Linked DNA regions of Homo sapiens: regions 1, 3 and 4 are each linked to region 2. A link is a loop called in an ENCODE intact Hi-C map of the cell type or tissue named here. Cell type or tissue: Calu3. All regions are shown on one strand. Region 1 overlaps CRPPA (CDP-L-ribitol pyrophosphorylase A). Region 2 overlaps LOC105375168 (a long non-coding RNA gene). Region 3 overlaps BZW2 (basic leucine zipper and W2 domains 2). Region 4 overlaps LRRC72 (leucine rich repeat containing 72).

Region 1 (2,500 bases), 320 kb after region 2:
TAGTGGTTTTTTATTCCCATCATTCTTTCCAAATGTATTAATTGGAATTTTCCAATAAAGATCTTTACCTTTTGTGCCATCTATGTCTTTCTGCTCTTTTTCCCTTTCTATCTATCTAATCTATCTGAATGAACTCATTAGTATTAGTCTTATTTTATGGATTCTGTTCCATACTCTCATGATTTTGTTGCTCCAGTTTTCCCACATGTGGTGAATGGGAGCTCCTTCATGTTGCCTTATGTTGTCCTTCACAATGTTCTCATCAGATTTTGAGGGTGTCCCTACATTCTGGCACCAAAGGATATTTCAGACTCATCTTATTCTTCATTCAGGCTTGAAATGAGCAATTTCTCCAAGAAACCTAAATTTCTTTTTTTAAAAATTGGTATTTAGAAACCAAGATCCTGAGCACTAAGGGTGCTCATTGCACCTTGCATGTCACAATTTGTAAGCCCTTTCAAAGTGAACAGGACTAGGAAATATATCTATTTCTAGACACAGAAACACTCTTCTATACCTATTTCTACATTTGTAACTGAGTGTATTCGTATGTAATTTATAATCTAGCTAAAAGAAACCATTTGTTGATATCTCGATTTTTCAGTCCAACATCATAGAATTTTCTAGCTCTCCTTTTTCTTATATGTAATCCATCTCTCTAACATATATCTTACTCAACATAGCATACACATAGTATACTTTCAGAATTGCTAACCCATATCTCTTAGAAAACAATAGTACTAATGAGTATGATAGTTTTATATATAGTTCTTTGTCTTAGAATATTGAATCAAAATACTAATTTCCAAATTTAGTTAGGGCCACCCTCTTCAGTTTGGTTCTTTATTTATAGTACATTTTGGTTCATTTCATATTGTTAATCGATTTTGGAGTATCCCTACCCCATCCTGCTTGATTCTAATTATTTTTTTGGAGTGCGTGAAACATTAACATAGTTTTGAAAGTCAGATAGTCAAAGGCTATTCAGTTTGGAGTGTTACCTTAGTCTTTTGCCTCATTATTTTTTGGAGAGCAGGGGAGTCATTAACTGAGGTAACTGAATTTTATTTTATGTAATAACTATACATTTATTAAGTTCTCTCTTATTAATTTCTTGTGGATTTGACTAGGGTTTACACGATACCTAATTCAATGCTGCTCTCTTCTGTCACTGTAGCAGAATCTGGCTTCTTTAGTTAATCTTATTTAATGGTGGAGAAAGGAGTTATGTGTCCTCCAGTTGTTTGGTTGTCTTTCATATTTCAGGAACCTAATTTTTTTTCTTTTCCTCTTCATTACTCTGTTGCCAAATATTTCTTCTCCCTTGTTGTGTGTGTGTGTTTTCCCCAGGAGAAGTCTGCCAAATCAAGCATAATTTTAAGTCCCTTCCTTGAAGTCTTGCTGGTTATTCACACGTTTTAGTATTTTCACATTTAAGTCAGAATTACTGTTTTTGGTGGTGATTTTAAATAAACTTTATACTCATCAGTAGCTCCCTTCTTTCTTTTCATATTTTTTCAGTTTGCCCTTAGTTGCCACACAAACATTTATGGCAGAACAGGAGAAGGAGAAATTGCTTATTGAGATTTGCTGGTTTTCTCTTATTTTCTTTAACTTGCAGTTACTTTGAAGTTTGGGGATTTTTTTTTGTCTTAAATGGTATCAAAGGTGTGTGTGTGTGTGTGTGTGTATGTGTGCGTGTCTACTTTGATCTCGTTCAGTACTATTTTTGGAGAAAGTATTCAGAGTCTCCATTTGCTTTAGCCACCTGAGATCCCCTTTGTTTTTACTCCAATTTCTCTCTGCTTGTTAGAAGTTTCACATCCTATTTTTATACATTAAGCAGTCTCTTAAAATTTTTCTTTGCCCATTTATTTGAAAATCTGAAGTCAGTATTTTACTTTCCCAACACTTTTATGAATCTTAGAGCATTTCAAGTTTGATCAGTTACCTCCTAACTTTTATGCTACTGTTCTTACCCAGTATTTTGATTTTGTTCTTTTAAATATCCTTTATATTTAGATGTTACTTATTTATAATTTTCTAGAGACTACTGTGTTTAGATTTATGTACTTATTTTAAAATCATTTTTAAATTTTCCATGCCTTCCTGCTCTTTAGACCTTGATTCAGAGATTATTTTCCTTCCATGTGAGTTACAGACTTTAGTGTAAGAAGGGATTTTAAGGATATACTTTCATATTTTATTTGAAGGAGGCAGTATTTTATTTCTAATCTTGAAAAATAATGTTGGTGTGTGGAGGGGGGAGTGTTGTAAACATTCTAGTTTGATAGCTTTGTTGAGGGGGGTGTAGTTTTTGCTGTTGATTTTAGCACTTTAAAAATACTGTCCTTGTGTTCTTGCTACCATTATTTTTGGGAGAGACGCTGCCAGGCTAATTGTTGGTCTGTTTTGATGTATTCCTTCTAGTTGCTTTAAGATTGTCTCTACTTAGTATTTCAGTTTCCTTACAATTTATCTACTTTTTGTGATTTTTTTA
Region 2 (2,500 bases):
TTGCTTCCATTTGCAGTGGAATCAGAAGCTGGAATACAGCAGGCAATGGCAAAAGTGAAAGTGACACCATGACTCTATCTGATTTCCCCCCATTTGTTGATGGTTTCTTCCATTATTTCTGGCCGACACATTTACTTATGCTCTTCAGAGGATTTGTAAGCAGGGAGAAGTCTCCTATAAGATAGGACTCTTAATCCAGTTCCAGTCCCAAGATATGAAGAAGCAATTAACAGTTCAAATATGGCACCCATGATTTCAAATGAGAGGTCTAACTCAGATAAACAAGTCGTTGAAGTGGGACACCATGTCCACATGATAGAACATTAGGCAAAATACATTGTTTTTCTCCTATTGTTACTGCCAGTGGGTTATTTATCAAAAACTGATAAGCAGGTGACTTCTGTTAAAGAAAGTTTGTACATCTCTAGTAGATATCGAGCTTTTTGGCTCCCTTTCCAACATAGCGTAGTTTTAATGTTCAGAAATTCCTGCTTTGCTCAGTATACAACTGTAGGTAGAGGAAAAAAAGCTCATATCATTTTGTAGACATTTCTCTCTCTTAAAGTAGATGGCCACAAAAAATTATAATACTCAGAGCTTATAACTTTCAGCTTTGAGGTAATAAAAATCACCTTCTATTGTTCATTGGGGCTGGGTGTGGTAGCTCATGCCCGTAATCCCAGCACTTTAGGAGGCTGAGGTGGGTGGATCACGAGGTCAGGAGATGGAGACCATCCTGGCTAACACGGTGAAACCCCGTCTCTACTACAAATACAAAAAATTAGTCAGGCATTGTGGTGTGTGCCTGTAATCCCAGCTACTCAGGAGGCTGAGGCAGGAGAATCGCTTGAACCCGGGAGGTGGAGGTTGCAGTGAGCTGAGATCGCACCACTGCACTCCAGCCTGGGCAACAGAGTGAGATTCCATCTCCAAAAAAGAAAAAAAAATTTTTTTCATTGACTTTCAAAGAAATTAATTGCTTTTAATCTGTTATTGCAAATATTTCTTCATATTTGTAGTTTTGTTGACTTGTAAATTAAGATCATCATGTGACATGGTTTTAACTCTGATTAAAGTTACATTTAATATGTGTGGTTGAAATTAAAAATGGAAAAAATTACAAATATGAAGAATTTCTCACTGCTACCATTTCTCCTTCTAATAATAAAGTGTTAATCCATACAGTATGGTCCTAAGGAGAGCTTCACTTATAAGTGAGACCTAAATGTTGTCACATCTTGAAAATCAGTTCTTTGTATATCACTTGGGATATATAAAAGCAGGGTCATCCGTATCAGAAACAATTTCTTAAACATATACTCTCTTTGCCAATATTTCAACCCTAGTTTTGGGATTTTATGATGGCAAAGGAGGGTTTTTGACAGCTATTGGTACCTTAAAAGTGAACAGCCTGTAGAAATAAATGATCCCAAAGAGCAGATACAGCCATACAGATCACTCTGAATTTCTTTGACATCTCCCTCTCCTGGAAGGCCAAATAATAACCTATTGACTCTTCTGCCCTCCTGTGGCCAGAAATCAATGGAGTCTGTACCTCTTGAGTAGATATTGCTGTGATCTAAAGACAAGTGGATTATTAAAATGGATGTTTGGTGCCTATGTTAGTCAGGGTTCTCTAGAGAAACTGCACCAATAAGAAGATATATATTTATTATAAAGTATTGGCTCAGGCAATTATGGAGGCTGAAAAGTCCCAGGGTAGGTTGATTGCAAACTGGAGACCCAGGAAAGCTGGTCCTGTAGTCTGAAGGGTGGATAGCCCGAGAGCCAATGCTTTAGATTCCAGTCTGTGTCTGAAGGCCTGAGAATCAGGAGGACCTATGTTAGGAGAAGATTAATGTAAAACTTAAGCTGTCAAACAGAGAGGCAATTCAACCTTCTTCCACTTTTTTGTTCTATTCAAGCCCTCCACACATTAGATGATGCCCACGATATTGGAGAGGACTATCTGCTTTACTCAGCTTACAAATTCAAATGCTAATCTCTTCTGGAAACACCCTCACAGACACACCCAGAAATAATGCTCACCCAGCTATCTGAGCATCCTGTGCTTAGTGAAGTTGACACATAAAATTAACCACCTCAATGCCTGTTGAAGATTGTCTGCAAAGATGGCCATTAATAATTCCTTCATTTTCTGTAAAAATTCCTTTCATCATGATGTGCAGCTACTTTCCCTCTTCTTGAATTCTGTCTGGACTTGTGACTTCCTTTGACCAACAGAATGACACAGATTTGACACTGTGCTAGTTTGGGGCATGAAATTTAAGAGGCGTTGGCAGAATCTGTTTGTTTGTTTTTTAAAGAAACCATTCACTATATAAAGAAGATCAGGCTATCCTGCTGGAGAAAAATACCATGTGGAAGAGAACTAAGGTGCCCCAGGCAATATCCAACACCAAGGACCCCAACCTATAAAGGAGTCCATTTTGGATCCTCCTTTAGCTTCATTTGAACTACCTTAGCCAACCCCATGTGA
Region 3 (2,500 bases), 250 kb before region 2:
CTGGGCTCAAGTGGTCCTCCTGCCTCAGCATCCCAAAGTGCTTGGATTACAGACGTAAGCCACTGTAGTTGGCCTTGTATACTTCATGTTTCTAATATAATACAAATTAGTTGTTTCATTCATACTCCCACCATAGTGTACTTCATTTTTGTTCCACATCCTTGCCTTCACTACATCCTGTCACTATAAGTCTGGTTCTTTCCAAAGTATATTCTTAATCATGGAAGCAAAGAACAACATTTATTCAGTAAATTTTTCAGTAAATATTCAGTAATATTCAGTAAATATTCTCAATGCAACTCCAAACACTTCCCACTCCAGGACATAGTTCTTTCTTCAGGCTTGCTAACATTTTGCAAGTATTTTGCAGATACTCTACCTAGATCACCAACTACAGAACTGACCAGATCTGACTCATAGAATCTTTTTGCCTTCTACTTGGGTAGCTATTACAATTGCTCCCTCCTTTGCTAACCCAGTTACCCATGACTGGTTGAATAGCATGGACTCCGATGCTTGCTATTTGAATTTGATCGCCCAGCTGCTATGTTGGCTAGAAGAAATTATTTTATTCTCTCTCATCTTTTTTTCCCCATGGACTCAATAGATTAGATGCCTTTTTCTTCAATAACTTTCCATATTCAAAGGGTCCTCCTGTAAGTTTCAATGGTAGCCATTAGAAGCATTAGTTGATTAGAAGAGCAGAATGAGAACATTAGGAATTTTTATTTTCTAATTTTACTTCGTTGTAATTAAGGTAGAAGGTTTGGGTAGTTAGATTAATATCTTTCATATACACAACAAATGTTTCTAGTGTATATACTTATACCAGCTACTGTGCTAGGCACCAAGGATACAATAATAGTCAAAGCTGAAAAGACAAACACTCTCTACTCATTAGCCACTCCCTTTATTTGTTTGAGTATTAGTGTATAATCACCTTGATTTAACTTGTGATTTCAGATCTCTGGATTAAAAGGGCCACCCATAGCCACCTTTCTTAGCAGGCATAGGCAAATGAGAATTCAATCAAGTTATACTTTCCTTAGCTTATCATCCCCTCTATGGGCTTCAGACTTCAGCATACAGTTTAGTAAGTAAATTAGTTTTTGGAGAAGTCAGCCCCTTCAAGAGTCTATTTTCACTCAATTAATTTATGCATGAGATTTAATTAGCCCTTTTAAATGAATATAACCACCTGGAACTGTTGCGGGAAGTCAGGGAACCTGAACGGAGGGACCGGCTGAAGCCACGGCAGAAGAACATAAATTGTGAAGATTTCATGGACATTTGTTAGTTCCCCAAATTAATACTTTTATAATTTCTTAAGCCTGTCTTTACTGCAATCTCTGAACATAAATTGTGAAGATTTCATGGACATTTATCACTTCCCCAATCAATACTTACGCAGTTGAAGATAAGGGATGAAATACACCCTGGTCTCCTGCAGCACCCCCAGGCTTGTTAGGATTGGGAAATTCCAGCCTGGCAAAATTCTAGTCAGACCAGTTGTGTCTGCTCTCAAACCCTGTTTCCTGTTAAGATATTTATCAATGACAGTGTGTGCCCAGCGGGACATGGACCTTCATCAGTAATTCTAATTTCGCCCTGGCCTTGTGATCTTGCTCTGCCCCCATCTGCCTTGTGATATTTTATTGCCTTTGAAGCATGTGATCTCTGTGACCCACACTCTATTCGTACACTGTCTCCCCTTTGGAAATCGCTAATAAAAACTTGCTGGTTTTGCAGCTCAGGCCGACACGTGATGTCACCCCCCGAGACCCAGCTGTAAAATTTCTTACTTTTGTACTCTTTCTCTATTTCTCACACCGGCCAACACTTAGGGAAAACAGAAAAGAACCCACGTTGAAATATTGGGGGCTGGTTCCCCTGATATGGAACAAACTTAGATAATGATCTTCTAAAAACTCTGGGCTAATTATTGCTATTGCTTTTGATAGAAATTATAAAACTGAAAAGTTTGATATTGAAACTACAGACTTTTGAGAGGTATGTTTTTTAAAGTTACATTGTTTAATGAAAGAAAACACTTATTACATATTAATAATATTGCTACATCTTGCATTAAAATTTTTGCTGATATTAGGACAAAGTATTGTTTGCCATTTCTAACGTTTTTGGAGTGACTGCTGTTTTTCTCAAGGTAGAAGTGAACTTAATACATTTATTGTATTTACTATACGAAGGGTAATATTGAAAGACCAAGATAGCTGCTATTTTAAGAACAATGGGGCCGGGCGTGGTGGCCCATGCTTGTAATCCCAGCACTTTGGGACAGATCACCTGAGGTCAGGAGTTCGAGACCAGCCTAGCCAACATGGTGGAAACCCCATCCCTACTAAAATTACAAAATTAGCTGGGTGTGCCGGCACACGCCTGTAATCCCGGCTACTCGAGATAATTGCCTGATTCCAGGAGGCGGAAGTTGCAGTGAGCCAACACTCCAGCCTGGGCGACAGCATTAAAAAAAAAAAAAAAA
Region 4 (2,500 bases), 130 kb before region 2:
CAAAGGATTTTGGTATAGACCTGCAAATGAAGAATCCAAAATAAAAATGTCAGATTTCAAAATCAGTTTCACTTATCACTTATAAAATACAAAAAATTAAGAGATTCGTATAAAACATAAGAACTTGTAAAGCTCTTCTCCATATCAAGCAATAGACCCATTAAACCTTTACTTAGAGCACCAGTTAATTTTTCTATCTGTTAAATTCATTCATTCAACAAATATTTACCAAGTGCTTACTATCCACTAGGAACTGTGCTAAGGGCTATGATCAAATCATTGACCCAAGTCTGCAACAAATGAGGGAAATTTTTAACATGTCCATAAATAAGTTAGTAAATGAAGAACTAGATATCAGCTCTATTGGAGTCTTGAGGCTACTTTTTATTAAAATATCACTTGGTACTCTTCTTTCAGTCTCCAAGTTCACAAGGGTGCATGTGTGAAGATAGGCAGAGACACAACACCCGGCTCTAATAGAACTTACTTCCTCCACACCATTGCTCATAGTTCAGAATGTGTCAATAGTAGCTTCAGATCTCAGCAGGACCAGAGCTGAGCAGAAGTGGCTCTTGCATCTTGTCTACCTCTGGCCAGGCACGTGCAGTTCTGAGATCCTGGTGTGCAGGTGCTAGGATGTGTGATAAACCGCACTTCCTAATGCAGTGGTTGGAAGAAGGGGGCATGTGGATGCAGAAGCAGCCCTGGCACTTTTGACATCATATCCCTTGGGAATCAGCACATAGTTATGTTTTTAAACATCCTCAACTAGAAGTTGTGAGGGCTTTATTTTTAAAAAAAGATATTTTCCCTATTCATCCTAGATGATAATAAACATATTTTTTCAATACAATGTGAAATAAAACTTTAATGATTTTCAGTTGGGCATTTTTTTTTTTTTTTGACAGAGTCTTGTTCTTGTTGCCAGGCTGGAGCGCAATGGCATGATCTTGCTCACTGCAACCTCTGCCTCCCGGGTTCAAGCAATTGTCCTGATTCAGCCTCCTGAGTAGCTGGGATTACAGGCGCCTGCCACCACGCTTGGCTAATTTTTGTATTTTTAGTAGAGACGGAGTTTCGCCATGTTGGCAAGGCTGGTCTCGAACTGCTGACCTCGTGATCCGCCCACCTTGGCCTCCCAAAATACAGGCATCAGCCACCGCACCTGGCCAGTAATCTTTAGTTATTCGGATTCCACCTACCTACATGCAATTTCTAGGAAATTCTTCTGAAAATACACCTAATAAGGAGAACCACTAGATGGCAGTAGTAGAAAGAGCTCCAGCTACCGCACAACTCCTTCACTCAATAAAATGAAGCTCACTTAATGTACATGTGAAATTTAAGAGTACTGTTGTAGACTATTCATAAAATACAGGTTTGATAAAGGCATGAAAATAGTAAGCATTAGAAACTCGGAAAAAACTGATTAATATTTCTAAAGAGCAGTTTGTAACATAAAGAAGATTGGGGTAGGTGCATGCTTAAAAGATAACAAGCTAGATAAAAACTAAAAAAAAAAAATCAATCATCTGGATGTTTTCTCTGTAGTAATAAAGCATTCTGATATTTGTTGTATAAACACAACTTTTTCTGGCTAATAAAAGCGTTATATATAGCTATTCCCTGTGGAAAACGCGAGCTTTAGAGGGACATAAAGCAGGCAATGGAAGACACCTGGTACATAATAAACAAAAGTTACAGGAGTGAGGAAAGGCATACAGGAAAATGTAGAGCCAGGAGCCACAAAGAAATTTAAAAGAAAGGAAATATGTAAGTAATGGAGAAAATGAGAAGAAAAATAAAACTTTTTTTTTTTCAAGATTTCTTAAATGACAGAAAATGGTCTGAATTTTATTCTTGAAAGAGAAGGATTTTAAAGTGGTAACAAATAATTATAACTGCAGGACAGGGAATAGAACAGATGTATATTAAACCACTAATAAAAGAGCCATTGGGATCATGAATTGTAGTTCGAGCCAGAGAAAGTAAAGAAAAGGACCCTCTTCAAGGATATAAAAGCAAAACACAATTGTTTCTAATGAGAACTCAGAAGGAAGAAAAAGTCACAGATGCTTTAGTACAGAAGTCTGCTTTGTGGTTACTGTCTTGGGGAATCACATCTGACACCTCATAACCCTGTTATACATTATAGCATCTGGAAGTAGAGTCTGCCTTTACATATGACGTTAATGGAAAATATACCAACATCTTTCAATGACGTTTTCTCTAGGTGTACCCTTCGTCTTCTCTTTCCCCTCTGAGGACATTACTATCCATTTCATTTCATTTCTTGGGTTTTTCTGCTAATCCTTGGTTAAGTAACTTCTATATGGAAATTTAAAAACTAGCTTCAGCTGAATAAAACACCAAACTTGGATTTACTACTGTTACATTACTTATTAGCAACATATTGATACTAAAAACTCTATGGACTTGTGGTTGACCATTCATCTCATCCTAAAGTAAAAACTGAATGACACGAAATCAGAAAACTGAA

What was found. Hi-C counts contacts between places; a loop is a spot of excess contacts. Peaks named below come from ENCODE experiments on the same cell type or tissue, not always from the same donor. Only the 100,000 strongest peaks of a DNase experiment are listed, where the experiment ranks them.
Region 1: a loop joins it to region 2, with 3 times the contacts of the local background. A loop is called at or near these places in 28 of 110 quality-filtered maps.
Region 3: a loop joins it to region 2, with 2.7 times the contacts of the local background. A loop is called at or near these places in 3 of 110 quality-filtered maps.
Region 4: a loop joins it to region 2, with 7 times the contacts of the local background. A loop is called at or near these places in 72 of 110 quality-filtered maps.

Annotation. Positions count from the first base shown.
Region 1 is chr7:16,113,486-16,115,985 of GRCh38, reverse strand. The region is part of intron 9 of CRPPA (CDP-L-ribitol pyrophosphorylase A); the gene reads left to right. Among named protein-coding and RNA genes, the nearest start is that of CRPPA-AS1, 96 kb to the left of the region's middle. In Calu3, a CTCF peak has its summit at 1,182; a DNase peak (open chromatin) is centred at 1,145.
Region 2 is chr7:16,431,346-16,433,845 of GRCh38, reverse strand. The region is part of intron 2 of LOC105375168 (a long non-coding RNA gene); the gene reads right to left. Among named protein-coding and RNA genes, the nearest start is that of CRPPA, 11 kb to the right of the region's middle. In Calu3, no CTCF peak of the experiment used is centred here; a DNase peak (open chromatin) is centred at 1,525.
Region 3 is chr7:16,678,097-16,680,596 of GRCh38, reverse strand. The region is part of intron 3 of BZW2 (basic leucine zipper and W2 domains 2); the gene reads right to left. Among named protein-coding and RNA genes, the nearest start is that of BZW2, 33 kb to the right of the region's middle. In Calu3, no CTCF peak of the experiment used is centred here; a DNase peak (open chromatin) is centred at 1,496.
Region 4 is chr7:16,563,833-16,566,332 of GRCh38, reverse strand. LRRC72 (leucine rich repeat containing 72) reads right to left here. Exons shown (of 9, transcript NM_001195280.2): 6 at 1-20. Among named protein-coding and RNA genes, the nearest start is that of LRRC72, 38 kb to the right of the region's middle. In Calu3, a CTCF peak has its summit at 1,239 (motif pointing right); a DNase peak (open chromatin) is centred at 1,182.